Linked DNA regions of Homo sapiens: all the other regions are linked to region 5. The links are chromatin contacts, found by Hi-C or POLR2A ChIA-PET in ENCODE. All regions are on one chromosome and are shown on one strand. Each heading gives the region's core, a stretch centred on a gene start or an enhancer-like site at or near the end of the contact. The rest is flanking DNA. Distances are from core to core; before and after follow the strand shown.

Region 1 (3,902 bases), core at 786-3,285, 670 kb after region 5:
CTGCCTCGGCCTCCCAAAGTGCTGGGATTACAGGCGTGAGCCACCGCACCCAGCCAGTTCAAGTGTTCTATCCTTATTTTCTTCAAACACAGCTCCATGAAGACCTTCAGGTCTAGGACACAGTTCACTACAGAGCAAAGTGTATGACGACCGATGGAGACTGCCACAGTGTATCCCCGTTCAGGATCTAAGATATAGATCTGTGTGATGCTGAGTTCCTCACAAGTCAATAGAGTAAAGCTTTGGTTTACAGTTATGATAAATGTTGTACACTCATTAAGAGTACATCTCATCTCCTCAAGTAGACTATCAGTGTCCTGAGGGTAGGAATCCAGTCTCCCAGGTTTCTACATATACCAGGTAAACGCCAAATACTATCAGCTCCAGGGATCTGGGTCGGGCCCCTTGAATTAACTTAATCATCTCTCACATCTTTGGCCAACTCTCCCTTGAGAGGTTTTAATGTAGTAGGCCACAAAATACAGTCAGCATCCCATCTGGCCCCTCCACTCTTGTGCTTAAGACGTAGATAACAACTGTTTCTTGTGTTTTTTTTTTTTTTTTTGAAACGGAGTTTTGCTCTTGTTGCCCAGGCTGGAGTGCAATGGCGCAATCTCGGCTCACCATAACCTCCGCCTGCAGGGTTCAAGCGATTCTCCTGCCTCAGCCTCCCGAGTAGCTGGGATTACAGGCATGCGCCGCCACGCCCAGCTAATTTTGTATTTTTAGTAGAGACAGGGTTTCTCCATGTTGGTCAGGCTGGTCTCGAACTCCCAACCTCAGGTGATCCGCCCGCCTTGGCCTCCCAAAGTGCTGGGATTACAGATGTGAGCCACCGCGCCTGGCCAGTAAGTGGTTTTTAATTAATATCAGCCCTACTTAGCTGACAGCTGGCCACCTTCCAGTTAATGGAATTGGAATGGGATGGTTCACAAATCCTTTTTTTCCTTCAAGGAAAAAAGAGAAAAATCACTGTCACAATCCAGGAAGATGAGAATAGGAAGGCACAATAAAATGAAACAGGCCCAGGGACATAAGTCTTGGTGGGGGTGTATGAGAATCGCGTATGCAAAAGGTTTAATGATTCCGATGTCTGACCACCATTCTGTATCACTTCTTCCCAACCTCCCCAAATTGAGGAGGGTGGTATTTGATGCATTCTTGGTGTAACTGGGGCCGGTAGCATACCAAGCTGCAAGCACAAGATTTTCCCAGCATAGTTATCCTAATCAGCATAGCCACATAAATGCCATCTCACCACATACTACCATCAAACGGCCTCACAGCACTGTCCCCTCAAAACATCACTAGCCTACCTTTCTCAAGTTTGAAATCTTTTGCTTTTTCCTTTCTTACTCAGAAAATCCAGAACTCCTACAGGCAAATTCTTCCTGCATGTTCCAAGTGACACGGTGATGTATTCCTCCCCTCCAGCTTTGATTGGACCCGAGTCCAACTTTGATATTCCACTCCTTCACATCTCTGGAACCACTCCCATCCTTACTCTATCATCCCTTCTAGTCTGGTTCCGCCCAAGCTTCCTACAGGTCTTCTTGGTACATCTAACGCAGGCCGACCTCCTTCCCCCTCATCTCCCTACTCCGTCGCTTCGTAGGTCTCAACTCTCCTCCTCTCCAAATCTCGCCCCCGTCCCTTGCCCCCAACCCAAGCCTAACCCCGCCCGCCCCGCGGTCGCCATCTTTTCGCGCGGCCAGCCAACCCGCGCGCTCACCGTTCTGGCGGCGAGGCCCGTGCGCTTGTCCCACAGGAAGTCCGTGATGGCGGCGACACTGCGGCCGGAGTCCCGGCACCCCCGCGGCGACGAAATGCTGCTCCACCCCCCCAACCCGGGACCCTGGGACCTCCCGCCCCGTTCCCGGGCTCCGCTTCAGTCCCGCCCGCCCCGGCTCCGTCCCCGCCCCTAAGATCTGCTTGGCGCCGCTCGCACCGCCCCCGCCCGGGGCCCGATCCCAGCTCGGTCTCCGGCTCTGGCCTCTCCGCTCCGCCGCCGCCGCCGTGAGCGAGCACGTACGCACGGACCGACGTCCTGCGTCGCTTCCCAGCTACCCCCTGGGCTCCGCCCCCAGGACCGCGCGCGCCACCACGTGCTCACGTAGTTGGCAGGCATCCGCCTGTCAGAGCCTCGGAGGTACTGGGGGCGGAAGTTCATAGGGGCGAGGAGGGTCCACAGGGACAAGCTGGAAGCCTTCCAGGCCCGCTATGCCCCGCCTCCTGTCCTTTCCCACTCCGTCTTCAATCTTTTACCCTTTGCATGGAGACGTGTGGCTTAGTTAGGTTTGGAGTTTAAAAGAAAGGATTGTCATTGTCAATACAGTGTCGCTGCTCTGCAAGCCTGACTGTAGTGAGGCTTGATGGTGAAGTCTCATTCTTCTGCATAGCCTGAAAATAACCATTTCTTAAAACACTTCACCTACCTATCCCCAGGACAAAAGTCTGCCACCTTTTGTCATCAACAAAAGTTATGCACGACTCGGGGTGGGGACACAGCCATGGAGGAAAGGTTTGAGCAATGGAGGGTTGGAGAATCGGGTGCCGAAAAGGGGGACTTACTTGAGAACTGTATCCTAAGGTGGCTTACATAATGTGTGAGAAATACAAGTTTACTAGGGCCGGGCGCGGTGGCTCTCGCCTATAATCCCAACACTTTGGGAAGCCGAGGCGGGCGGATCACGAGGTCAGGAGTTCGAGATTAGCCTGATCAACATGGTGAAATCCCGTCTCTACTAAAAATACAAAAATTAGCCGGGCATGGTGGCGGGCGCCTGTAATCCCAGCTACTCAGGAGGCTGAGGTAGGAGAATCGCTTGAACCCGGGAGGCGGAGGTTGCAGTGAGCCGAGATCGGGCCATTGCACTGCAGCCTGGGTGACAGAGCGAGACTCTGTCTCAAAAAAAAAAAAAAAAAAAAAAAAAAGCGCGCATCACCACGCCCAGCTATTTTTTTTTTTCTTGTAGAGATAGTGCCTCACTTTGTTACCCAGGCTAGTCTTGAACCCCTGAGCTCAAGCAATCCTCCCCCATCGGCCTCCCAAAGTGCTGGGATTACAAGCATCAGCCACGGCGCTTGGCCAGTTTACTAAATCTTAAAAAAGAACAGGAAGGCTGGGCGAGGTGGCTCACGCCTGTAATACCAACACTTTGGGAGGCCAACGTGGGTGGATCACTTAAGCATAGGAGTTTGAGACAGCCTGGGCAACAGGGCAAAACCCAGACTCTTAAAAAAATACAAGGCCGGGCGCGGTGGCTCACGCCTGTAATCCCAGCACTTTGGGAGGCCAAGGCGGGCGGATCACGAGGTCAGGAGATCGAGACCATCCTGGCTAACACGGTGAAACCCCGTCTCTACTAAAAATACAAAAAATTAGCCGGGCGAGGTGGCGGGCGCCTGTAGTCCCAGCTACTCGGGAGGCTGAGGCAGGAGAATGGCGTGAACCCCAGGGGGCGGAGCCTGCAGTGAGCCGAGATTGCGCCACTGCACTCCAGCCTGGGCGACAGCGAGACTCCGTCTCAAAAAAAAAAAAAAAAAAAAAAAAAAAAATACAAAAATTAGGCCAAGCGCGGTGGCTCATGCCTGTAATCCCAACAGTTTTGGAGGCCCAGGAAGGTGGATCACTTGAGCACAGGAGTTCGAGACCAGCCTGGCCAACCTGGTGAAACCCTGTCTCTACTAAAAATACAAAAATTAGCCGGGTGTGATGGCAGGTGCCTGTAATCCCAGCTATTTGGAAGGCTGAGGCACGAGAATCGCTTGAATCCAGAAGGTGGAGGTTGCAGTGAGCCGAGATGGTGCCATTGCACTCCAGCCTGGGCGACAGAGTGAGACTGTGTCTAAAATAAAATAAAATAAAAAATAAAAATTAGCCATTCATGGTGTCTCCCACC
Region 2 (3,645 bases), core at 434-2,933, 700 kb after region 5:
GATTACAGGCGTGAGCCACTGCACCCAGCCGTGTTTTGTCCAATTCTTTGTTCAAGATGCCAAGAACCTGGACACCCTCCACCGGTGACAGTACCTTATATACACGGAATCATACAGTATCTGTCCTTTTGAGTCTGGCTTATTTCACTTAGCATAATTGTCAGAGGTGCGTGAACCAGAGCAACTCCATCTTGAATAGGGACTGGGTAGAATAAGGCTGAGACCTACTGGACTGCATTTCCAGTTGGTTTAGGCATTCTAAGTCACAGGATGAGATAGGAGATTGGCTCAAGATACAGGTCATAAAGACCTTGCTGATAAAACAGATTGCAGTAAAGAAACTGGCCAAAACCTACCAAAACCAAGATGGCAACAAGAGTGACCTCTGGTGGTCTTCAACGCTATACTCCTACCACATGCTGTGTCGACATCAGGGAGTTAACTGTATATGGTCTACAAAGCAGAGGCATGAATAATCCAACCCTTGTTTAGCTTATAATCAATAAATAACTGCCTGGGCCAAGTGGCTCGTACTTGTAATCCCAGCACTTTCAGAGGTCGAGGTGGCTGGATCACTTGAGGTCAGGAGTTCGAGACCAGGCTGGCCAATCTGGAGAAACCCCCTCTCTACTAAAAACACAAAAATTAGCTGGGCATGCTGGCAGGCACCTGTAATCCAGGAGAATCACTTGAACCCGGGAAGCGAGGTTGCAGCCTCCCACGTAGCTGGAATTAAGGCGCGGACCAGCACACCTGGGTAATTTTTGTATTTTTAGTAGAGAAGGGGTTTTGCCATGTTGACCAGGCTGGTCTCAGATTCCTGACCGCAGGTGATCCGCCCAAAGTGCTGGAATTACAAGTGTGAGACTCATCTTTTTTTTTTTTTTTTTTTGAGACGGAGTCTTGCTCTGTCTCCCCAGCTAGAGTGCAGTGGTTCGCTGGATCTCAGCTCACTGCAACCTCTGCCTTACGAGTTCAAGCGATTCTCCCGCCTCAGCCCTCCTGAGTGGCTGGGATTACAGGCGCGCGCCACCACGCCCGACTAATTTTTTTTTTTTGTATTTTTAGTAGAGACGGGGTTTCACCACATTGGTCAGGCTGGTCTCGAACTCCTGACCTCATGATCCACCCGCCTCGGCCTCCCAAAGTGCTGGGATTACAGGCGTGAGCCACCGTGCCCGGCCCAAGACTCATCTTTCTTAAGCCCTTAAAGCACTTTGCACACATTACCTCATGGTATTACCACCCTCATTCAACAGATGAGGAAAGCTAGTTTCAAGCAAGTTCACTGAGGATCAGAGACGTTAAATGATTTGCCTAAAGTTAGAGAACTAATAAGTGAGAAAGCTAGTCCTGCTGCGTTTTACTAACGTGCCAATCAGCTGCCCAGGAAGATAATGAAAACTTGAGTAAGACAGGCAGCCAAAGCCACAGCGGGGACGTTCCCAGCCTGGCTCGCTTCCGGCACTGACGCCTCCAGCCGCGACCTCTAGACTTCAGCCCTTCCATTGGTCGTCCGTCACAGTGCCACAGTGCGCCATGCTCACACGACGGCCAGCAGCCAATCAGCGCGGCTCATCTTCGCCCAGCCAGGACACGCAGGATCGCGTTATCTGTCCCTCCCGCGGGCACATTGGGAGTTGTAGTCTAATTATATATTTCCGCCCTTAGTGTGGGGAGAGCGGGAACTACTCGACCCACAGAGCCGATCGCGGAGCGGATTCTGCTTTTAGGAGTACCCGCCAACAAGCGGGACCGAGCAGGAATCCGTATCTGGGAACAGGTGAGAGAGGATGTGTGCTGGGCCTTGGAGGAAGGGGGCCGAGACCGGGCCTTACTTCTGTAACGATACTGTGAGGCATCGGAAGGCCAGCCTGTTGTGTCCGTTTTGAAGGTCGGTGGGCTAGACTGGCTGGCCTTCTAGGGGTGTGGAGACTTCCCAACTCTGCCCTTGTGCTTTCCTGGAATCCCCAATATGCCCGGACCCCGGTTTACTCCTTTGCTGCGAGCCCTTCTCTCCCGTCCAGAGTTGCTCCGAGCCTATCTGCTCAGTCCTAGCGATTCCTGTGGGGCTTGGGACGCGCGGTTCAAGCACCCCGGACCATATGGATGCAGCACCCATGGGTTCTCGCTCCAATGCTTCTTTCCTCCTTGGGGCGTAACTCAGACCCTGGGCACCCCTCTCCACTGCCCAGGGGAGACCTGGGTTCTAGATTTGGCTCTGCCTCTACTATCTTCCTACCTCCTAGAGCCTCAGTTTGGCTTGTGTAAAATAGGATGACTTAAGGGTCCTTTCAGCCCCTAATCCTGGGGTACTTTACTCTGTACCGCCTCCTTACCCAGCCTTGTGCACGCCATCTTGAAGGCACTGAGTTCTAGCCTGTTTATTGTAAGTGGTGATTAGTTGGGTCTCAGTCACCCAGCCATACTTTTTTGTTCCCTGCGTATCCTTCCTGTAATTGTCCCCAAGCACATTCCACAAGAGGGAGGGGCACTCTGGGCTAAGGCTGGGGTGGGAGTTATCTGGGGAGCTGCCACCATGCCTCTGCCTTTGGTGCTTGCCCCTGCAGGGAGTGCTTAGTGCCCCCTCCCTATGCCACTCCCAGGATGCCCCTGTCCCGCTGGTTGAGATCTGTGGGGGTCTTCCTGCTGCCAGCCCCCTACTGGGCACCCCGGGAGAGGTGGCTGGGTTCCCTACGGCGGCCCTCCCTGGTGCACGGGTACCCAGTCCTGGCCTGGCACAGTGCCCGCTGCTGGTGCCAAGCGTGGACAGAGGAACCTCGGTGAGTGTGGTTGGGGTGAGGGGCCTTGGGGAGGGGAGCAGCTGATCAGGTTTCTGACTTGTTTTTCTTCTACTTAGAGCCCTTTGCTCCTCCCTCAGAATGAACGGAGACCAGAATTCAGATGTTTATGCCCAAGAAAAGCAGGATTTCGTTCAGCACTTCTCCCAGATCGTTAGGGTGCTGACTGAGGATGAGATGGGGCACCCAGAGATAGGAGATGCTATTGCCCGGCTCAAGGAGGTGAGGGATTCATGACTTGGGGGAGTAAGGCTTTGGTTCAGTTGCTCTGTACCTGTGTGGCATTCACCTGTGGCTTATGGGGGACTTTTGACAGATGTGAGAGAAAGCTTTTTTTTTTTTTTTGAGACAGAGCCTTGCTCTGTCACCTGGGCTGGAGTGCGATGGTGTGATCTCGGCTTGCTGCAACCTCCACCTCCTGGGTTCAAGTGATTCTCCTGCCTCAGCCTTCTGAGTAGCTGGGATTACAGGTGCGTGCCACCACATCCAGCAAACTTTTGTATTTTTAATAGAGACGGGGTTTCACTGTGTTGACCAGGCTGGTCTCGAACTCCTGACCTCAGGTGATCCACCCACCTCGGCCTCCCAAAGTGCTGGGATTACAGGTGTGAGCCACCGCGCCTGGCCGAGAAAGCTTTTACCTGAGGGACTCGAGTCTGCTCTGGAGAGGTTGGGGCCTGGGCAAGTATACTTACTCAGTCCATCAACCGGACTTTTGGCTCTGATGGAAGGTGGGTCATCCAAACTGCTTTGCTTTGGGGGTGGAGGCCTTGAACCTGGCAAGTCTTAGATTTTGTGTCCTGAAATCAGAAGCTGTTAGGTTGGCAGAGACCGGGGAAGAAGG
Region 3 (3,603 bases), core at 1-2,500, 580 kb after region 5:
GGGACCGACCTGGTGTCCGGGGCCGAGGTGACACCGTGGGCTGCGGGCGCGGTGGAGCCCGGGGCGGACCTGGTGTCCGGGGCCGAGGTGACACCGTGGGCTGGGGGGGCGGTGGAGCCCGGGGCGGGCCTGGTGTCCGGGGCCGAGGTGACACCGTGGGCTGGGGGGGCGGTGGAGCCCGGGGCCGGCCTGGTGTCCGGGGCCGAGGTGACACCGTGGGCTTGGGGGGCGGTGGAGCCCGGGGCCGGCCTGGTGTCCGGGGCCGAGGTGACACCGTGGGCTGGGGGGGCGGTGGAGCCCGGGGCTGGCTTGTTGTCCGGGGCTGAGGTGACATCGTGGGCTGGCGGGGTGGTGGAGCCCAGGGCTGGCCTGGTGACTGGGACCGAGGTGACATCCTGTCCCCAGGTGGCAGCTGAACCTGAAGCTGGTTCCGTGGCCGGGGCCAGAGTGACATCCTGTCCCTGAGTGGTGGAGGAGCCTGAACCGGGGCTGTGGCTGGAGAGTACGCTGCTGGTCATACTCACAGCATTCTTCTCAGTAGAGCTGGGCACTGAACTTCTCTGGGTAGCCGAAGTCTCCTTTTCTCCACCTGGGGTAGAGCTTGCATGACCAGAACCCGTAACAACTGTTGCGGGTTTAGGGGCTGTGGTAGCTGTAAGAAGTTAAAGTCATAGGGTTGGGTCTTTATGAAGGAAAAATAAGAGCAAGAAGAAAATATAAGCTCTGGCCACCAGAGAAATAATACCAGGAGGACTGGGGAGTGGGCAGCCTCAGTAACCCCTGGGTTGGCCGCCTCCTTCCCTGCAGCAGCCTCCTTCTCTCTGCCCATAGGCCTTGGCTCATGGCCCCTGCATTTCTTCCCCTCTTAAGCCTTCCCTCTCCCTACTCTCTTCCCCCTAGACTTCTCTACAGGACATTTGCTTGCCCCTGGTACCCACTCTCAGGGTTGGGGGCAACTCTTCTCAGCCTGTCCTTAGCCTCTCCCTCCTTCTGGCACAGACAGGGCAGCCTCTGTCTGCAATTCTTACCTTAACTTCATGGTGCCATCTGCCAGGGAGCAAAACCCACAGAAAGACCACGAAGACCACCTAAGCAGGGCAGCCCACTCCCCACCTCGTGCCCCTCACCTGTAAGCACTGTGAGGAGCAGCAGCAGGAAGAAAGGAGACTGGGTGCCCGGTGTCATGGTGGTGGTGAAATGGGTGGGGAGGGGGCAGAACAGATTCAGGCAGGCGCTGGCTGCTTGAGAGGTGGAGCGGGCACAGGCGCCTACCGCTTTATACCGGTCCCCCCACTCCCCGCCCGCCCGCCCTAGGCACAGCCGGAGCAGGTGACAGGTGACAAAACCCCGCCCCCTCCCCTACCTCCTACCTCTTCCTCCTCCTCCCCAACCATTCCTGGGTAGGGTACAAGGGCTCTAATCGCTCAACCCCCTGACTACCCGTTTGTTCTCCAGCTGGCCTCCCCCTTTCACCAACCACTCCCTGGCTCCGGGGGAGGGGGGAGGGGCAGTCTGGAACTTGGGGCCCCTGGGCTCTAGTTTTAGCCTCAGGGCAACAACTAACGTGGGGATGGGGAACAAAGCCAGCTAGGTCGAGGTCCTGTACAGCAAGGTCGGGAAGCCCACCCCTAGGTCTCCCACTCCACTTCCCCGCCCTCCCCGGGTCCACTGAAGCAGAGCGGGGCCGAGAAATAAGAGGGCTGGATAATGAGTGGACTAGGTGCTAGTTTTGGGCTCCCTCCCCCCACCACTTCCCGGAATAGCCCCACCCTTCTAACCGCTCCCTGTCCCGTTCCACACGCAGTTCTACCCTGAAACCCACAGTCCCCGCCCCAGCCGGACTTTCCAGCAGCCTGGGTTCCCTCCTTGGAGAAAGCCAAGGAGGGAGTGGGGGAAGAAATTTCCACTTAAGGGAGTAAACCTGGGCTCCGATGAACCCTAGGGTCCTTCCTTGCCACTCTCCACCACTGGCCAGGAGCTCCTCCCGCCCTCTAGTGGTCACCGGGAGCCTTGCGGGGCTGGGCCGCGCAAGCTGAGGGGCCGCTCGGACCGGGCGGAGAGGAGTAAGGGCAGCGCTGCCTAAGTGAGGCAGCGAGAGCCCGCGAGAGGGAAGCAGGGCCCGGGAGAGAAGGGTCACTGCCGTGGCCAGGGAGGGAGGAACGCACAGCATGGTGGACGGCTGGGAGCTTTAGGAGGGGGCACTCCGGGACGCGTGGTGGTGGCGTCTGGAGGAAATGGAGCTAAGCGGGTGGGGTCCTGAGGTATGTGGAAGGGGCACCGAGGTATGTGGGAGAGGACGTTGGAACGTGGGCGGGGGAGTTGGACACGTTCTGTGTGGGCCGTTATGTACTTAAGAGGCAGATCGGGCGTGGCACGGTGGCTCACGCCCGTAATCCCAACACTTTGGAAGGCCGAGGCGAGTGGATCACAAGGTCAGGGGTTCAAGACCAGCCTGGCCAAGATGGTGAAACCTCGTCTCTACTAAAAACTACAAAAATTAGCCGAGCGTGGTGGCGGGCGCTGTAACCCCAGCTACTCAGGAGGCTGAGGCAGGAGAATCGCTTGAACCCGGGAGGCGGAGGTTGCAGTGAGCCGAGATCGCGCCATTGCACTCCAGCCTGGGCGACAGAGCAAGACTCCGTCTCAAAACAAAAAAGGGGGGGGCAGAGAGTAGGTGGGGTGACAGAATGGGATTTACGGACACAGAACTATCCTTTGGGGAGCAGAGTGGTATTGGGGACAGGTAGGCACGTAGCGGGGGGCAAAAGCACACGTGAGGTGCGTAATGCGCGACAGCCAAGAGGTGTGTGCGGCAGCAGTGCACGAGGGGAGGAAGCTATCCCAGGCCGCGGCAGCACGTGGAACTTGGGTCCCGCAGTCGCAGGCTGCGCTCTAGGCCGACGGAAGCAGTTCCGCCTGTATTCAGAAAACAGTTCTCAGCCCCAAAGACACAGGTTGGAAAGAACACTTTAAAAACACTTCGGCGAGGCACGGGATTGGAGCGCATCAGATCAGCAGGCGAGAGACCACAGCTCTCGCCCGCGCGCCGCGCGGCGCCCGAGGCGCAGCTTTGTGTGCGGCGAGACCCTGGGGCAGGCGCTGGGCGGGGTGGGGACATCTGACGTCAGCGCGCCCGGGAGCGCGGGCCGGGGAGGCGGGGAGCCCCCCAACTCGCAGGCCGGAGAAAACACGAGTAGCTAGGTGGGCGGCCCCAAACCTCAACTCCCGGCATTGCCAAGCAACAGCCATTCAGTTCGGTTGCTGGGACACGCGTCACCATGGCGACGGCTCCGCGCCGCGCAGTCTGAGTACTTAAAGAGCAAGCGCGCGCAACGCCCGGGCGTCGGAAAGCGGCCTTCTGGGACTCCGCAAACTCCCGTTCTCCCTCCCCCCTCCCCCTTGCCATTCCCTTTGCCTTCCGGGCGCCAAGTCTCTCTGGCCTCCAAGGTGAACCCAACTCCCCAGCGCGCCCCGGGTTCCCGGGTCGGGCCGGCTTCAGGCGGTGGGGAGCGGGATCCCGGGCCCCGGGCGGGCGGGAGGGACGGGACGCGGTGCAGTGTTGTTTTTTCCCCCGCCAATATTGCACTCGTCCCGGCCTCCGGC
Region 4 (4,062 bases), core at 1,563-4,062, 620 kb before region 5:
TCCTGTTTCAAAAAAATTTTTTATTTATTTTTTAATTAATTAATTAATTTTTTTGAGACAGAGTCTTGCTCTGTCGCCAGGCTGGAGTGCAGTGGCGCAATCTCGGCTCACTGCAACCTCCGCCTCCCGAATTCAAGCGATTCTTGTGCCTCAGCCTCTGGAGTACCTGTAATCCTCTGGGATTACAGGTGCCCGACACCACGCCCAGCTAATTTTTGTATTTTTAGTAGAGATGGGGTTTCACCATGTTGGCCAGATGGTCTCGATCTCTTGACCTTCTGATCCGCCCGCCTCGGCCTCCCAAAGTGCTGGGATTACAGTCGTGAGCCACCACGCCTGGCCCTATTTTTTTTTTTTTTTTGAGACGGAGTCTTGCTCTGTCGACCTAGGCTGGGGTGCAGTGGCGCGATCTCGGTTCACTGCAAGCTCCGCCTCCTGGGTTCACGCCATTCTCCCGCCTCAGCCTCCTGAGTAGCTGGGACTACAGGCGCCCGCCACCACCCGGCTAATTTTTTGTATTTTAGGGAGAGACGGGGTTTCACCGTGTTAGCCAGGATGGTTTTGATCTCCTGACCTCGTGATCTGCCCGCCTTGGCCTCCCAAAGTGCTGGGTTTACAGGCGTAAGCCACCGCGCCCGGCCTATTTTTATTTTTATTTTTTTAATTTTTATTGTTTATTTTGAGGTGGAGTTTCGCTCTTGTTGCGTAGGCTGGGGTGCAATGGTGTGATCTGGGCTAACCGCAGCTTCCGCCTCCCTGGTTCAAGCGATTCTCCTGCCTCAGCCTCGCGAGTAGCTGAAATTACAGACACCCGCACTACCCCCTGCTAATTTTGTATTTTTAGTAGAGACGAGCTTTCTCCATGTTGGTCAGGCTGCTCTCGAACTCCCGACCTCAGGTGATCCACCCACCTCTGCCTCCCAAAGGCCTGGGATTACAGGCGTGAGCCACTGCGCCCAACCTTTGTTTTTACTTTTATTTTATTTTTTGAGACAAAGTTTTGCTCGTCACCCAGGCAGAAGTGCAATGGCTCAATCTCTGGTCACTGCAACCTCCGCCTCTTGGGTTCAAGCGATTCTCCAGCCTCAGCTTCCCGAGTAGCTGGGATTACAGGCGCCTGCCACGACGCCCAGCTAAATTTTTTTTTTTTTTTTTTTTTTTTAGTCGAGACGGGGTTTCACCATGTTGGCCACGCTGGTCTCGAACTCCCGACGTCACGTGATCCGCCCGCCTCAGCCTCCCAAAGTGCTGGGATTACAGGCCTGAGCCACCGCGACCGGCAAAGAAAAAATTATTATTATTATTATTATTATTATTTGAGACGGAGTCTCGCTCTGTCGCCCAGGCTGCAGTGCAGCGGCGCGATCTCCGCTCACTGCAAGCTCCGCCTCCCGGGTTCACGCCATTCTCCTGTCTCAGCCTCCCGAGTAGCTGGGACTACAGGCGCCCGCCACCGCGCCCGGCTAATTTTTTGTATTTTTAGTAGAGGCGGGGTTTCACCGTGCTAGCCAGGATGGTCTCGATCTCCTAACCTCGTGATCCACCCGCCTCGGCCTCCCAAAGTGCTGGGATTACAGGCGTGAGCCACGGCGCCCGGGCAAGAAAAAATTATTCAAGGGAGTCTCTCTCGAGCCTATTCTGGCTGCCTATAAAAAATTAAAGGCCGGACGCGGTGTCTCACGCCTGTATTCTCAGCACTTTGGGAGACCGAGGCAGGTGGATCACGTGAGGTCGGGAGTTCAATACCAGCTTGGCCAACATGGTGAAACCCCGTCTCTACTAAAAATACAAAATTAGCCGGGCATGGTGCCGCATGCCTGTAATCCCAGCTACTCGGGAGGCTGAGGCAGGAGAATCGCTTGAACGCGGGAGGCGGAGGTTGTGGTGAGCCGAGATGGCGCCATCACACTACAGCCTGGGCAACAAGAGCAAAACTGTGTCTAAAAAAAAAATAAAAATAAAAATAAAAAAAAAGAAGGCATCTTTCACTTATCCCCATCACCTTCCGTGTCCATGCTTGTCCCTTCTCAAGCTAAACTATTCAATCTCTTTTTGTCCATTCTCTCACCTCTCATTATCTCCTTGAGTCTTCCCTATTTCTTTTCACTGACCAAACCATGTCTCCCCTGTTTATTTATTTATTTAAGACAGAGTCTTGTTCTGTCACCCAGGCTGGAGTGGATCTCGGCTCACTGTACTTCCGCCTCCCAGGTTCATGCGATTCTCCTGCCTCAGCCTCCAGAGTAGCTGGGATTACAGGCACACGCCACCACGCCTGGCTAATTTTCGTATTTTTAGTAGAGACGGGGTTTCACTATGTTGGCCAGGCTGGTCTTGAACTGCTGACCTCAGGTGATCCACCCGCCTTGGCCTCCCTAAGTGCTGGGATTACAGGCATGAGCCACTGCGCCCGGCCTAAACTGTTAAATTAAACCAATAGAAAAAGAGTTAAGAATATAGGTATTTAAAAAATAGGACGGAAGTCCTGGATATGGCTCCTTCTCCCTGGTGTTTTCCTCAACCTTTCCTATTTATTAGGCTCCAACTGTCAAGGTATGGCACAAAATTTTAAAAGTGTCCATTTATCCCTGGATAGTGATCAAACGCTGACCTCAAATTAGCAAGGTAACCCTCTCAACATGGTGACGCATATGTGTCACAACTAACAGTTAAAGACCTTCCGAAAATGGCAGCTCCCTTGTCTCCCCACTGCGGCGGATCAAAGTAAGACGTTCCAAACATGGTGGCACAAGATCCTTGCGTCATTTCCTGTAGTGTGCTCTATATAAGGGGCAGGATTTCCGCTTTCGCTCCTTTCCGGCGGTGACGACCTACGCACACGAGAACATGCCTGTGAGTGCTTTGGTCCAGGTTTCGGCGGAGATCTCGCTGTTCTGTCCGAACTCTCCCCTCACGCTGATTTCGGATCGTAGAGGGTCCTCATTTACCCTCTGCACTTCTTAGGACATTAACTCCAGGGACCGCAGCGGCCCACGGGCCACCCGCATAGACGGGAGCGGAGAGGAGATAAGATGGCGGCCCAGCTGCGCAGACACCAGGGGCGGCGAGGGGCGAGCTCTCCCCGGTGTGTGACAGTGGGGGCTATTTTCGACCATCCCATTTTCGCTGTTGGTTTCTAAATCTCTGCATTTCTGTCCCTCTTAGCTCGCAAAGGATCTCCTTCATCCCTCTCCAGAAGAGGAGAAGAGGAAACACAAGAAGAAACGCCTGGTGCAGAGCCCCAATTCCTACTTCATGGATGTGAAATGCCCAGGTGAGGAGACGGCTTGCTGTAGTGGGGAAAGCACTGGACCTCAACAGTTGGAAAATGTTGTAGTGTTAGCTGTCTCGTATCCTTGAAGCTGTGCAGCAGCTTCAGTTTCTTCGCCTGTGGAAAATATTTTCCCTGATACTCTTAAAATTTGAATGTATGAGACTGGCAAAGTTTTGCATCTTAGGAGGAGTGATTCATTTCACCGTGATCTCTCATCACATTTCACATACAACCCCTACGTTTTTTTGTGTTGGGAAACAATGTAATGGATGATGAGTTGGGCATAAGTGCAGGAAAGACGGGTGTAATAGAGGAAAAAAATGTTATCTGCTTTTCTTTCAGGATGCTATAAAATCACCACGGTCTTTAGCCATGCACAAACGGTAGTTTTGTGTGTTGGCTGCTCCACTGTCCTCTGCCAGCCTACAGGAGGAAAAGCAAGGCTTACAGAAGGTAAATGGTTTACTAATGTGATTTGGGGCTTTGAGTTTGATTTTTAGAAATGGAAACATTTCTTAGGATTTTTCGGTCTTAACAGTGACAGGGATCATCTATAATGTAAATTTTTAGACAAGAAGTGTTGGATTTGGTTGTTTTAACTAGATACTACCAAAAGCTATGTATTAATCTCAAAGCACTACTGTCTAAAGCGGGGATAAATGGGTGATAAAAGGGCTTAAGTTGATAGGAAGTAACCAGTGATACAAATGCGCAGGTAGCTAAGAGTTGAGAAAAAAGATGTAGCTTTCTGTGGGTGGATCATCATGCATCTGCTTTTTTGGGAGAGG
Region 5 (3,881 bases), core at 469-2,968:
AAGAGAAAATCCATGAATGTGTATGTGTGCGCACAATGGAATGAACACAGAGAAAAGAAAGGAGATGTAAGTTTGCTAAGGATATCTTAGGGCAGTAGGGTTAGAGGGAGAGGAGGAGATTATTAATCTTTCTTTTTGCCCCCCTTAAATCCCCTAAACACCAAGCCACCGTTGAGTACAGCCATTTGGAAAGCTACGGAATAGGAGAGCAAGAAAGTGAGCAAGCAACCCACAGTGATCCTTTCTAAATCTCTCAGCATCACCTCTATGCAAATTACATAACAACTCATTTAACATTCATTGCCTCCCAGATTTCACTTTAATCTGGTCTCACATATTTAGGATCAAGAGATAAGCACTACCCCCTTTGCCTTTACCACACAGGTTCCACAGTGCAATACACTGACACCTGTGCAGAAATGCTTTTCCTTCAAGTTAGGCGTCCTTAATCCTTTCAAAGGAGTGCTTAAAAAAAAAAAAATATATATATATCTTAACAAAATTGAGGTATATAATTTAGATACAGTAAAATTTATCCTTTTAAGTGTATAAATCTATGAATTTCGACAATCGCCACCACAATCAAGATATAGAACATTTCTATTTCCCTAAAAAGCTTTTTCATGCCACTCAACAATCAATTTCTTCCACGATACCCAGTCCCTGGCACCCACGGATCCACTTTCCATCCCTATAACTGTGGTTTTTTTTTTCCAGAATGTCATATAAATGGACTCATACAGTATGCAGCCTTTTGAGTCTGGCTTCTCGTGCTTAGCATAACGCACTTGCGAGTCACCCGTGTTGTTACTTGTAACAGTATTTCCTCTTCACTACTAAGCAGTATCCCATTATGTGGATGTATTTCAGTTTATCTGTTAACCTGCTGAAGGCCATTTGTGTTTTCCCAGTTTTTAGCTATAAAGTGGTTAACAAGCTTTCTCCTACAGCTTAAGTGCCATTTTTAACTCCCAGAAGGCCTTCAGGAGGTGGATAAGGTGAGCTGAGGATAGTGTGCGCTGCTCAAAGTCCGAACGTTGTTCAAGTGGGGCTAAAGCGGGGGTAGGGGGTTCCACAAGGGGCCCTAGCAGAAAGGGAGACGATGTGTCTGCCTTGACATGGGCTCAGGCCTTCCTACTCAGACGGGGGCGCATTTTCCCCCAAGCCCTCTTCACGCACTGCTCCATTCTGCAGAATTAATGAGCAGGATACAAATTCACAAATTCCTAAACCAGCAATGCTGCTTGGCAAGACTACACACACACGCACACACACACACACACACTCTCACAAGACGCACAAATTCCTAAACCAGCAATGCTGCTTGGCAAGACGACACACACCCACACACACACACTCACAAGACGCACAAATTCCTAAACCAGCAATGCTGCTTGGCAAGACGACACACACACACACACTCTAACACTCACAAGACGCACACGCTACGCACTGCAACACAAAGCCTGTGAGGTTGTAAACGAACCCAGACGGCGGCGAAGGTCCAAGGCCGGCCCGGCTTACCTGCCGCGGATTCATTGCGCCCGCGAGGCATTGCCCGGCCCGACCCGCCGGCGGCACGACCCTGGCCCGACCGCTGGGCCGCGCCAGCCCCTCGAGGCCCCCACGCCTCCGCTACTCCGCACTGGAAGTGGCCCCGGGGCGTCGGCACGGGAAACTCCGCGGGTCTGCGCGCCGGGCCCAAGATGGCTCCGGTTCAATTTCGCTTTCGTTTCCTCGGAAAGCCTTCCCCTCCGGAAAGTTTGGCCAAGAGGAGGGGCTTGAGCAAATCTTGCGCCACGCTTGGTTTCAGGCCGGTTACAAGTCGAACCCCTCCGCTGCATGAGAACTACGGAAGGTACTTTTTTTTTTTTTTTTGAGGCGGAGTCTCGCTCTTTTTGCCCAGGCTGGAGTGCAATGGCGCAATCTCGGCTCACTGCAACCTCTGCCCCCCGGGTTCAAGCGATTCTCCTGCCTCAGCCTACGGAGTAGCTGGGATTACAGGCGAGCGCCATCACTCCTGGCTTTTTTTTTTTTTTTTTTTTTGTATTTTTAGTAAGAACAGGGTTTCACCACGTTAGCCAGGGTGGTCTCGAACTCCCGGCTTCAAGAGATCCGCCCACCTCGGCCTCCCAAAGTGTTGGGATTACAGGCGTCAGCCCCCGCGCCCGTCCGGTACTGTTTAGGAAAACCGCCGTTTCAGTACTGAGCTCCTAATTCCCCGCACAGGCCGTAGGCAGGAATACACGAATAGAGCAAAAGGAAAACAAAGGCACACAAAACCTCAGGCCAGAAACAGCATGACGCCCGGTCCTCCCTCTCTCCGCGCCAGCGCGGTGGTGGCCGCGTCTCCAATGTGGAGGGGGGGGGGAGGGGATGGGCGGGAGCGCAGATCTCGTCAAACGACCAAGGTCCCCACCGTGGGACCTTGTTAATGCTCCTACTATGTTATAAACTTAAGCAAGCAGATGCCAGCCAGTAAAAAGTACCAAGAGTAGCAACAGCAGCAGTGAACAATTTAGGATCTAGGTCATAAAAACTACCCCACCAGGCAAATGGTTAAGTACTTTACATGTATTATCTCCCTTAATCTTCACAACAGCCCTCCAAGGTAGGCATTATTCCCACTTTGCAGGTGTAGAAACCGAGGCTTGACTAAGGCCACGCTGCTGCCAAATCCAGGTCTGAAGGCTTTAGTAAAGCTCAGTCTTCAGCGCTTCTCTACACTCATTCAAATTACACCATTACTTTCAAAAAGATAACTTTTGTTATCTAGAGGGACAAAAGTCAAATTTGCTTCATGGTCAGGCTTCTCTAACTGCTGGATTTTTGTTCAAGGTATCTGGGAAACGATTATTCTAGGGTTCAACACCATCCTCACCTGTGAGAATGTTCTTTCCCTGTGTTTAATCTTAATTTTACCCCCATGCTTATGAAATTACAAGGCAGTCCCTTTATAGCAGTATCTCCAGCTGATGCCCTTTCATGGTGTTAGTCACTCCAAATTAACATTCCCTTGCAGGCTGGGCTCTGTCTTCCTTCTGGGCCTTTGCACATTCTATTCGTTGGCCTAGCATGCACCTCCTCCACGGCTTCCCGTGAATCAACCTTTCAAATTTACAAGGGAGGCCTTCCCCACAGCAGGTAGGGGGAGAGGAGGGGGAGCAGGTGCTGTTTGTGGTTTCCTACTCCATGCTTCTCGAGTTACTGGGCGCCTACCCCTAATAGGGCACTTGCACACTGCGCTAAAAACGCCCCATTCGATCATTTAACAAAACTTTACTAAGCACCTAATTATGTGGCAGATACTGTGTTAAGCACCCAGGATATGACACAAATAAGAGCGCCATCCTTTAGCTAGTCTGCTAGGGAAGATGGATGCCTCAGTAATCACAATTATCATGTACTTCTTGTTCATATATCTGCCTCTAGAATTGTCAAGTCATCTCCTCGGGGGCAGGAAGCATGTTTTGTATCCTTATATTCGCCTTCAGAGGGCTGGTTAGTTGAAAGAATAACAGACCCCTCAGTAGGTATAACAATGGGCAAAAACAATCGAAAGACAACTTCACAGGAGATAAAAAATATCAAACATATGAAAAGGTTCTCAACCCCATCACATCAGAGAAATGCACAGTATAGCTACAGTGAGCTACTGTCCATTCACCAGACAGACAGCATTAGCCATCTGATTAGACCAGGTGGCAGCAAGGATGCAGAGCAGCTCTTAGTCACTACAGGAAACCAGTTTACCATTATCTAGAAAGGTAATGGTAAACCCCAAGAAGTTCATGGTTGCATTATTTGTAATTAATAGCCCCCAAACTGGAAACAACCCAAATGTCCATCAAAAGTAAAATGGATAAATGGTGGCATATGCC
Region 6 (3,739 bases), core at 358-2,857, 620 kb after region 5:
CTCAGATAGCAAACTCCAGCCCTTTCACACTGACAGGTATCATATCACAGGCTCCTAGGTCTTTAGGTCCCATGGAGAGTGCCACTCCCAGTTCCACTGTTAGTTACTTCTATGGTCTGTGTTCAAGTCAAATAAAGACATTTGTTCATTCCATGCACAGCACAGAGTAGGTGCTCAAAAAAGTACTTTTTATACAGATGAATGAACAACTACTACCAGTTAACCTAGAACCTGTCCTTTCAGCTCTAGTTTTTAATTGTAATTTTATTTTATTTTAGAGACAGGGTCTTGGCACAATCACAATTCACTGCAGCTTTGACCTCTCAGGCTCAATTGGATCCTCCCACCTCAGCCTCCATAGTAGCTGGGACTACAGGTACATGCCACCATGCCCAACTAATTTTTGAAATTTATTTTTAGAGATGGGGTCTTCCTATGTTGCCCAGGCTGGTCTCGAATTCCTGAGGTCAAGCAATCCACCTGCCTCAGCCTCCCAAGGTGCTGGGATTATAGGCGTGAGCCATCACTCACCTCTAGTTTCTGGCCTGAGGGTATATTACTCTCCCTGATTACTGACACCAAAAATGATTTCACTCTTGGGTGGGACCTCTGCTGCCCCTTACCCACTAGGGTGTGGGTTTTTTTGGTTTGTTTTTGTCTTTTTTAAGACAGGGCCTCACACTGTCATCCAGGCTGGAATGCAATGGTGTGATCCTGGCTCACTGCAGCCTCGACCACCTGGGCTCAAGGGATCCTCCCACCTTAGCCTCCTGAGTAGCTGGGACCAGAAGTGCACACCACCACACCAAGCTAATTTTTTAACTTTTTATAGAAACAGGTTGCCTAGACTGGTATCGAACTCCTGAGCTCAAGCAATCCTCTTGCCTTGGTTTCCCAAAGTGCTGGAATTACAGGCGTGAGCCACTGAGTCTGACCTTAGGGTGTGGTTTTACCATTGGATTCATGTGATTTACCAATGCTTCAACAGTAACCACAACATTCAATGTACAGCCCAGTGCAGATGGAAGGTCCTTGTACCTCATATGATCTCTTCCAATTTTTCGCAAGATAATAGTCAGTCTTTCATGAGTGCTTATTACATGCACTAGCCTGACAACTCTACATTACAGATAAGAAAATTAAGACTTAGAGGCCAGACGCGATGGCTCACACCTGTAATCCCAACACTTTGGGAGGCCGAAGCGGGCGGATCACAAGGTTAGGAGATCGAGACCATCCTGGCTAACACGGTGAAACCCCGTCTCTACTAAAAATACAAAAATTTAGCCAGGCGTGGCGGTGTGCGACTGTAGTCCCCGCTACTCGGGTGGCTGAGGCAGGAGGATGGCGTGAACCCGGGAGGCGGAGCTTGCAGTGAGCCAAGATCGTGCCACTGCACTCCAGCCTGGGTGACAGAGCGAGACTCCATCTCAAAAAAAAAAAAAAAGAAAAGAAAACTAAGACTTAGAGAAGTTAAATATGTGGCAGAGTGAAGCCTAAGCTCATATCTGTCCTAATCTAAATTCCAAGCAGTTCTGAGTCATCAGGTCACACAGACTGCTTCTCACATGCTTCAGGAATGCCTTTTCAGTCTTCCTTAAAGGTTGCAAACAGTTGCAAAGCAAATTTCATGGTTCCTGTTTCTTCAAAATCTCAAAGCTCTTCATTCAGCCAGGCATGGTCGCTGGAGCGTGTATATTCAACCACTTGAGAAGATGAGGATCTTTTGAGCCCAGGAGTTTGAGACGAACCTGGGCAACATAGGGAAAGCCCTGTCACCTAAAAAAATAAATAATACAACCAGCTCTTCATTTAGAGGCAAGCACAAAATAGGTGCTCAATGTTTGTTGAATGAGTGAGTTGTTACCAACCATACCCCATTATTCAAGGTCCTGCTTGTCAGTGTTTCAGGAAGTGTTCTTGGCAAAGGAGTGGTGAACTTCAGGAAGAATGATGCTGACTCCGAACACAATTATTTATTTATTTATTTATTTATTTATTTATTTATTTATTTACTTATTGAGACAGAGTCTCGCTCTGTAGCCCAGGCTGGAGTGCAATGACGTGATCTCCGCTCACTGCAACCTCTGCCTCCCAGGTTCAAGCAATTCTCCTCCTTCAGCCTCCCAAGTAGCTGGGATTACAGGCGCCCGCCACTACGATCGGAGAATGTTTTGTATTTTTAGTAGAGACAGGGTTTCGCCATGTTGGACAGGCTGGTCTCAAACACCTGACCTCATGTGATCCACCCACCTCGGCCTCCCAAACTGCTGAGATTACAGGCTTGAGCCAGTGTGCCCAGCCTGAACACAATTATTAAAGTCAAAGTGAGACCTAACAGTGGAACTTTGGTTGCGGCTACAGGAAATATGGATTCAAATACTGAACACCAGCTGGGCACAGTGGCTCACGCCTACAATCCTAGCACTTTGGGAGGCTAAGGTAGGAGGACAGCAGAGCCCAAGAGTTCGAGACAAACCTGGCCAACATGGTAAAACGAAAAAATTAACCAGGCATGGTGATGCACACCTGTAGTCTCAGCTGAGGTGGGAGGATCGCCTGAATTGAGGTAGTGGAGGCTGCAGTGAGCTGTGTTCCTGCCACAGCACTCCAGCCTGAGCAACAGAGCAAGACCTTGTCTCTAAATAAATAAACACAACAAAAATAAAACAAATACTGAGCCAGGTGTGGTGGCTCCTGCCTGTAATCTCAGCACTTTAGGAGGCTGAGATGGGCAGATCACTTGAAGTCAGGAGTTCGAGACCAGCCTGGACAACATGATGAAATCTCTACTAAAAATACAAAAATTAGCTGGGACTGATGGCGCTAATCCCTGCTACTCAGGAGGCTGAGGCAGAATTGCTTGAACCTGGAAGGCGGAGGCTGCAGTGAGCCAAGATCACCCCCACTGCTCTGGGTTGCAGTGAGCCAAGATCACACCACCTGGGTGACAGAGCAAGACTGCATCTCAAAAAAAAAAAAAAGAAAGAGAAAAGAAAAGAAAGAGAGAGAGAGAGAAGGAAGGAAAGAAAGAAAGAAAAAGAAAAAGAAAGAAAGAAAGAAAGAAAGAGGAAGAAAGAAAAATAAAAGCATAGAGAGTGCTGGAGCAGTGTGAGTGAGATGGATAGTGGTAAAAGGTGACCTTGGAAAAGGAAATTGGGAGGCCAGATTGTGTAGGGTCTTGGTGGCCATGGTAAGGAGTCTGAATTTTGTTCTAAGATGGAAATTCACTGTAGAGTTTGGTGCTGGGAAGTGACAAGATCACATGTGTATTTTTAAGAGATCACTTTGGGTGCTGTGTAGAAATCAGACTGTAGGAGTCAAGTGTGGAGGGAGACCAGCATCCAATTACAGCCTGCCATGAACTTGCCAGGTTCCTCTTCCCTTCCTTCAGCACACACTACTCTTTCCCACCGCTTAGCCTAGTTAACACTTATTCTTTCAAAATTAGCCCGGATGTCACTTTCTCTAAGAACAACCGCGCCCCCTGCCGCCTCCCCACCTCACACACCTCCTCTAACGCAAACTCATAGCCCTCACAACTTCTTTGTCACTTTTTCTCCCCCTTTTTTTGAGACAGGATCTCGCTCTATTCCCCAGGCTGGTCTCGAACTCCTAGGCTCAAAAGATCCTCCCGCCTCAGCCACCCGAATAGCTCCTTTGTCGCTCTTATCACTGTTGTGATTAATTGTACAAATGGCTTAATGGCAGTTATAGCGCCCAGCTCATCAAAGGCAGT
Region 7 (3,734 bases), core at 203-2,702, 570 kb after region 5:
AAAAAAAAAAAAAAAAAAGAGAAAAGATTAAGGGCAACCATGATAGATCTTTGTTTTACCACATGAGGGTTTTACATGAGATTGCATCTGCTGTGAATTTCTGAGCACGTGGCATTCCTTAAGTAATCTGGCCTTGACACTTAATTTGCTTTATAAACTTAATTCTCCATAAATAACTGAATCATCAATTCTTGATTACATGAGCAATTGAACAAGAATTATTCCAAACAGGAAATAATCTAACAGTTATTCTGATTTGGTCAGGATTCCTGCTGCCATAGATATTTGGTGCCTCTAGTATTTAGGCTCTTCACAATTCCCTCAAATAAGTAGAATTCTCTAATATTGAGTTAACTTCACATCAGAACTCCATAGTGAACTTGGTCCTGCTGCTTCTTCTGGTGGGAACAAGGACCGCCTCCCAGCGAATAGATGCAAAACATCAGCCCAAATTTGCCTGTTCCCCTCAAACCTTCCCTGGGAGCTGGCCAGAAGGTACCAAAGTTTCTTGCTTTCAAAGGCCTTCTCTTCCAGCTCCAACTCCAGGAGCTATACAAGGTGCAGAATCGAAAAGCGTCATCTGTCTTCAGACAGCTTCAGTAAATATATTTCTCCTTAACAACCTTTCACCTAAGCATCTGGAAATTCAATATCATGTTTCAGGAGGTTAAAGAGGAGAAAGTTCAAATACTCAAGCTCCAATATTCACTTACTCTCAGGGAAGATCTTTGCTTGGAATCCTTTGCCAAAGACAAGATTCTCCAGATTATTGAAGGCCTGGTTGAGGGAGTTAAGGAGTAGGGTGTGCAACGGGGACAGAGCTGTGTGGGGAAGGGGAAGGGCACATGCCTACGTGGCCCGCCCCCTCCAACTGCAGGGAGGATACAGTGAGCGAGAACACGAAGAGACCCGAACCAAGCAGGCCGCCCTGGATGGTGAGCCACTCGGTGGAGGCCAGCTGACGGCTGTACATCTGCATCCCAGCAAAGAGCAGCAGGGACAGGAGGGAGGAGAGCGCCAGCGAGGTGCCCGTACCCACCACTGGAGGGGATGGGAGAAGGGACGGAGAGTCAGGCTCCGCCCTCCCTCCGGCAAGCTACGGGCAGATCAGCCGGTCCGGAAGCTCGGTGGGCCGACCCCCTCCAAGAACTCCCGGGACTGCAGCCACACGCCCCAACTCCCCACACCGCGCGGCAACCCCTACGTATTCCCCAGCCCCGGACACCCCGAACCCTCCCGTCCGGTGGAAATGCCCGCTCCCGGTGGAACCCAGGACACGTCAGCTCTGTCGGGAGAGGACGAGGAAAGCTTGTCCACCCAAACCCCGACCCCCTCTAGGACTTCCTGGGGACCCCACCGGTCCTGTTACCCATCATGCCCCGCCCGTGAGTCCAACCGGCGCCTCTGGCCAAGAAAGGCGAGCTGAACCGGGTGCGGTTAGCTATGCGCATGCGTCAGCGCTTACCGCGGACTTGCTACTCCTCGCGTTCTCCTCTTTCTTCCTCTCAGTGCCTGGACGCAGCGCCCTCTTGCGACAGGGAGGAAATAATGCGTCGAGGGGGCATCCTCGGCCACCGCCCTGGTCCTCAGGCTTTCCTCGTACCTGGTGCGTCTGCTGCCACTCTGTACAAGGTGCACTTATCTCTTTAAGTCATTGGGCCCATGCCTGTGGCATCTATCCCATCTCTGTCTTCTTTGCCATTTCTTTCATCTCTAGTGCACGTTCCTCAAACCTCCCTGCCCCATGCCTCAACATCTCCCAACCTAAAATTTAGTGCTCCCAACCAGGAACTCATTTTCCTCCGAAACTAATCCCCCGCTTTATATGAGTAAAATTAGGAGCCAATGAAAAATGAGAATGTAAGAAATGGCTCCCCCGTCAAATACCTTTCCATATTCCCCAACCCCCCGACCGGCTTTCGAGAACCACGTGGGGAGAACTATTTCCCACCCCCTACCCCGACGGGCGCTGTTCGAGGCTGGTCCCGGGAGCATGCGCAGTGACACCTCAACCCCCAGCCCTCCTCACACCCCCACTGGGCTCCTGCATTAAGCCCGGGGTTCGCAGCCGCAGCCGGGATCGGGCACCCAGGGGCGGGCGGGCACGGTAGGGCCATGGCAGAGGGTGAGGATATGCAGACCTTCACTTCCATCATGGACGCACTGGTCCGCATCAGTGTGAGTTAAGGTGGGGTCGAGGGAAGGGGAGGGGGCGTATAGGGTTCTGGGGCAAGCTGGGACCTGGAACAGGTGGGGATCCAGGAAGATGCTGGGATGTAGACAGGGGGCTAGCGATGGCAGAAACGGCTGGGAGGGTCGGGATGCAGGTATGAGAGGGTAATCCCGGGAGCAGCCCGGAGGTGAGTGCCGTGAAGGCGTCGGTGTGCTGGAGCGTGAGGAGGAGCTAGGAGCAGCCCAGACGCAGCGGGTGGGCTGGGGTGGCCTCCAGCAGTGCACCGGGGCTGGGGCTTCAGGGGAAAGGCCCTGTTATGAGAAGAGGGACGTGTGAGCTTGGATATTTTCCAAGAAAACTGAGGACAGGTGGGGGATGATGTAGGAGCCGCCCCACAGTGCAGTTCCCAATTTGGACCCCTCCCCAAGACCCCACCCCACGCACCCCCACTCAGGGCTGCTTCCGAGCCTGCGGTTGTCATGGCAACCCGTGCCTGGCTCTCCCAGGGGCGGTGCCAACCGTGTTCCCCCCCACCACTTCCTCCCCCCCTCCTTGTTCCTCCCTCCTTTGTGTCAGCTGCGCCCCTGACCGGGATGGCTGCGAAGAGAGGGACCAAGGTGAGGTGTGGGGGTGGGGCATAGCCTGAGGACCCCCACTCTCGCCACCAAGAGGGGGAGGGGACTTCCGGTGGGGAGGGGGCGAGTAGGCGGGGCTCTTGATTCCCCCGCTAGTTCGGAGAAGGGGGTGCCGCTGACCGGGTTGCGCTGCGGGAGAGGGCGGGAGGGCCTGATGGGGGCGAAGGGGAATGGGTTGGTAAGACCGATGGGGAAGTGAAGGATGGGGAATGGAGGCTGGAGTGGCCGCAGGCCGGAGCTGCGGCAGGAGGACGTATGGAGCGAGCAGGATGGAGTGCCAACCTCGCCTGGCTATCGGGAGGAATCACGGCATGGGGGTGCTGCTAGAGAAGGGAGTGGGGGTCTGCATGGAGCTGCAGAATGGGCGGTGTCCTTGAGAAAAATGCCAGGGGCAAGCTGCCCAGAGATGGGGGATGGAGGCAGGTGAGGGGGCTGCCAGCTGGGGCTACTGCAGCTGGAGAAATGGGGATTGGGCTTGAGGCTGGAGCAGGCACAAGCTCCAACCGTCCCTCCTCTGGGCCTTTAGCTCTGCAGCGGGGAAAGAGAAGCAAGGGACAGAGGTCTGGGAAGGTCTGTGAACCAGCCCAAGGCAGGTGCTCTGGAAAAGCTGCAGGTAGCTTGTCTTGCTCCTTCCTCAGACCCCTAGGGTATCCAAGGGCAGCCAAGGGGCTGCTGAGGTATGCCTAAGTGTCCAAGCGCTGACCTAGCCTCCTGGTCCCTCCACAGACCAGCATGAAGAACATGGAGAAGGAACTGCTGTGCCCAGTGTGTCAAGAGATGTACAAGCAGCCACTGGTGCTGCCCTGTACCCACAACGTGTGCCAGGCCTGTGCCCGAGAGGTCTTGGGCCAGCAGGGCTACATAGGACATGGTGGGGACCCCAGCTCCGAGCCCACCTCTCCTGCCTCCACCCCTTCCACCCGCAG

Evidence for each region. Hi-C counts contacts between places; a loop is a spot of excess contacts on that map. ChIA-PET counts read pairs that join two places held with the same protein, here RNA polymerase II (POLR2A). Pooled maps may share reads with other maps.
Region 1: a map of CD8-positive, alpha-beta T cell shows a loop between it and region 5 (2.5-fold over the local background). The contact joins the promoter of CLK2 here to the promoter of ADAR in region 5. A Hi-C loop is called at or near these places in 1 of 168 maps with a recorded cell type or tissue (CD8-positive, alpha-beta T cell) and 5 of 50 pooled maps. POLR2A ChIA-PET finds 5 or more read pairs at or near these places in 1 of 52 experiments (CD8-positive, alpha-beta T cell).
Region 2: a loop to region 5 is called in a pooled map, with 9 times the contacts of the local background. The contact joins the promoter of FDPS here to the promoter of ADAR in region 5. A Hi-C loop is called at or near these places in 4 of 50 pooled maps. POLR2A ChIA-PET finds 5 or more read pairs at or near these places in 2 of 52 experiments (H1 and activated B cell).
Region 3: a map of CD4-positive, alpha-beta T cell shows a loop between it and region 5 (8-fold over the local background). The contact joins the promoter of MUC1 here to the promoter of ADAR in region 5. A Hi-C loop is called at or near these places in 2 of 168 maps with a recorded cell type or tissue (CD4-positive, alpha-beta T cell and mesothelial cell of epicardium) and 6 of 50 pooled maps. POLR2A ChIA-PET finds 5 or more read pairs at or near these places in 1 of 52 experiments (GM10248).
Region 4: a loop to region 5 is called in a pooled map, with 16 times the contacts of the local background. The contact joins the promoter of RPS27 here to the promoter of ADAR in region 5. A Hi-C loop is called at or near these places in 1 of 37 single-sample maps with no recorded cell type and 8 of 50 pooled maps. POLR2A ChIA-PET finds 5 or more read pairs at or near these places in 3 of 52 experiments (AG04449, T-cell and activated naive CD8-positive, alpha-beta T cell).
Region 6: a map of naive thymus-derived CD4-positive, alpha-beta T cell shows a loop between it and region 5 (7-fold over the local background). The contact joins the enhancer-like site here to the promoter of ADAR in region 5. A Hi-C loop is called at or near these places in 1 of 168 maps with a recorded cell type or tissue (naive thymus-derived CD4-positive, alpha-beta T cell), 2 of 37 single-sample maps with no recorded cell type and 8 of 50 pooled maps.
Region 7: a loop to region 5 is called in a pooled map, with 4 times the contacts of the local background. The contact joins the promoter of KRTCAP2 here to the promoter of ADAR in region 5. A Hi-C loop is called at or near these places in 1 of 168 maps with a recorded cell type or tissue (mesothelial cell of epicardium) and 8 of 50 pooled maps. POLR2A ChIA-PET finds 5 or more read pairs at or near these places in 1 of 52 experiments (endothelial cell of umbilical vein).

The regions. Positions count from the first base shown.
Region 1 is chr1:155,271,469-155,275,370 of GRCh38, forward strand. CLK2 (CDC like kinase 2) reads right to left here and starts at 2,036. Exons shown (of 13, transcript NM_001294338.2): 1 at 1,733-2,036. RefSeq lists an enhancer at 2,629-3,129.
Region 2 is chr1:155,307,183-155,310,827 of GRCh38, forward strand. FDPS (farnesyl diphosphate synthase) reads left to right here and starts at 1,684. Exons shown (of 11, transcript NM_002004.4): 1 at 1,684-1,783; 2 at 2,607-2,783; 3 at 2,861-3,023. The coding sequence starts at 2,608. It also overlaps a transcript of PKLR not described here. RefSeq lists enhancers at 442-511, 1,414-1,543, 1,874-2,043.
Region 3 is chr1:155,191,659-155,195,261 of GRCh38, forward strand. MUC1 (mucin 1, cell surface associated) reads right to left here and starts at 1,251. Exons shown (of 12, transcript NM_001371720.2): 1 at 1,128-1,251; 2 at 1-652. The coding sequence starts at 1,185. It overlaps THBS3-AS1 (THBS3 antisense RNA 1), which reads left to right and starts at 3,339. Exons shown (of 6, transcript NR_183238.1): 1 at 3,339-3,603. MIR92B (microRNA 92b) reads left to right here and starts at 3,519; the gene lies at 3,519-3,603. RefSeq lists a silencer at 3,022-3,351.
Region 4 is chr1:153,987,950-153,992,011 of GRCh38, forward strand. RPS27 (ribosomal protein S27) reads left to right here and starts at 2,813. Exons shown (of 4, transcript NM_001030.6): 1 at 2,813-2,853; 2 at 3,166-3,274; 3 at 3,617-3,727. The coding sequence starts at 2,848. It also overlaps a transcript of RAB13 not described here. RefSeq lists enhancers at 2,538-3,737, 2,694-3,053, 2,751-3,731.
Region 5 is chr1:154,606,468-154,610,348 of GRCh38, forward strand. ADAR (adenosine deaminase RNA specific) reads right to left here and starts at 1,719. Exons shown (of 15, transcript NM_001111.5): 1 at 1,525-1,719. The coding sequence starts at 1,539. RefSeq lists a silencer at 1,493-1,602 and enhancers at 1,603-1,992, 2,662-3,655, 3,739-3,818.
Region 6 is chr1:155,223,309-155,227,047 of GRCh38, forward strand. It overlaps the pseudogene GBA1LP. Among named protein-coding and RNA genes, the nearest start is that of GBA1, 16 kb to the right of the region's middle. RefSeq lists an enhancer at 3,628-3,739. Within about 2 kb of position 1,608, at least 9 of the 41 ENCODE cell types and tissues checked have a DNase peak (open chromatin) inside an H3K27ac peak, as active enhancers do.
Region 7 is chr1:155,171,852-155,175,585 of GRCh38, forward strand. KRTCAP2 (keratinocyte associated protein 2) reads right to left here and starts at 1,453. Exons shown (of 5, transcript NM_173852.4): 1 at 1,370-1,453; 2 at 887-1,041; 3 at 714-777. The coding sequence starts at 1,373. TRIM46 (tripartite motif containing 46) reads left to right here and starts at 1,998. Exons shown (of 10, transcript NM_025058.5): 1 at 1,998-2,178; 2 at 3,535-3,734. The coding sequence starts at 2,116. RefSeq lists enhancers at 833-1,112, 1,216-1,724, 1,303-1,402, 1,603-1,652, 1,725-2,233 and silencers at 1,983-2,072, 2,242-2,536.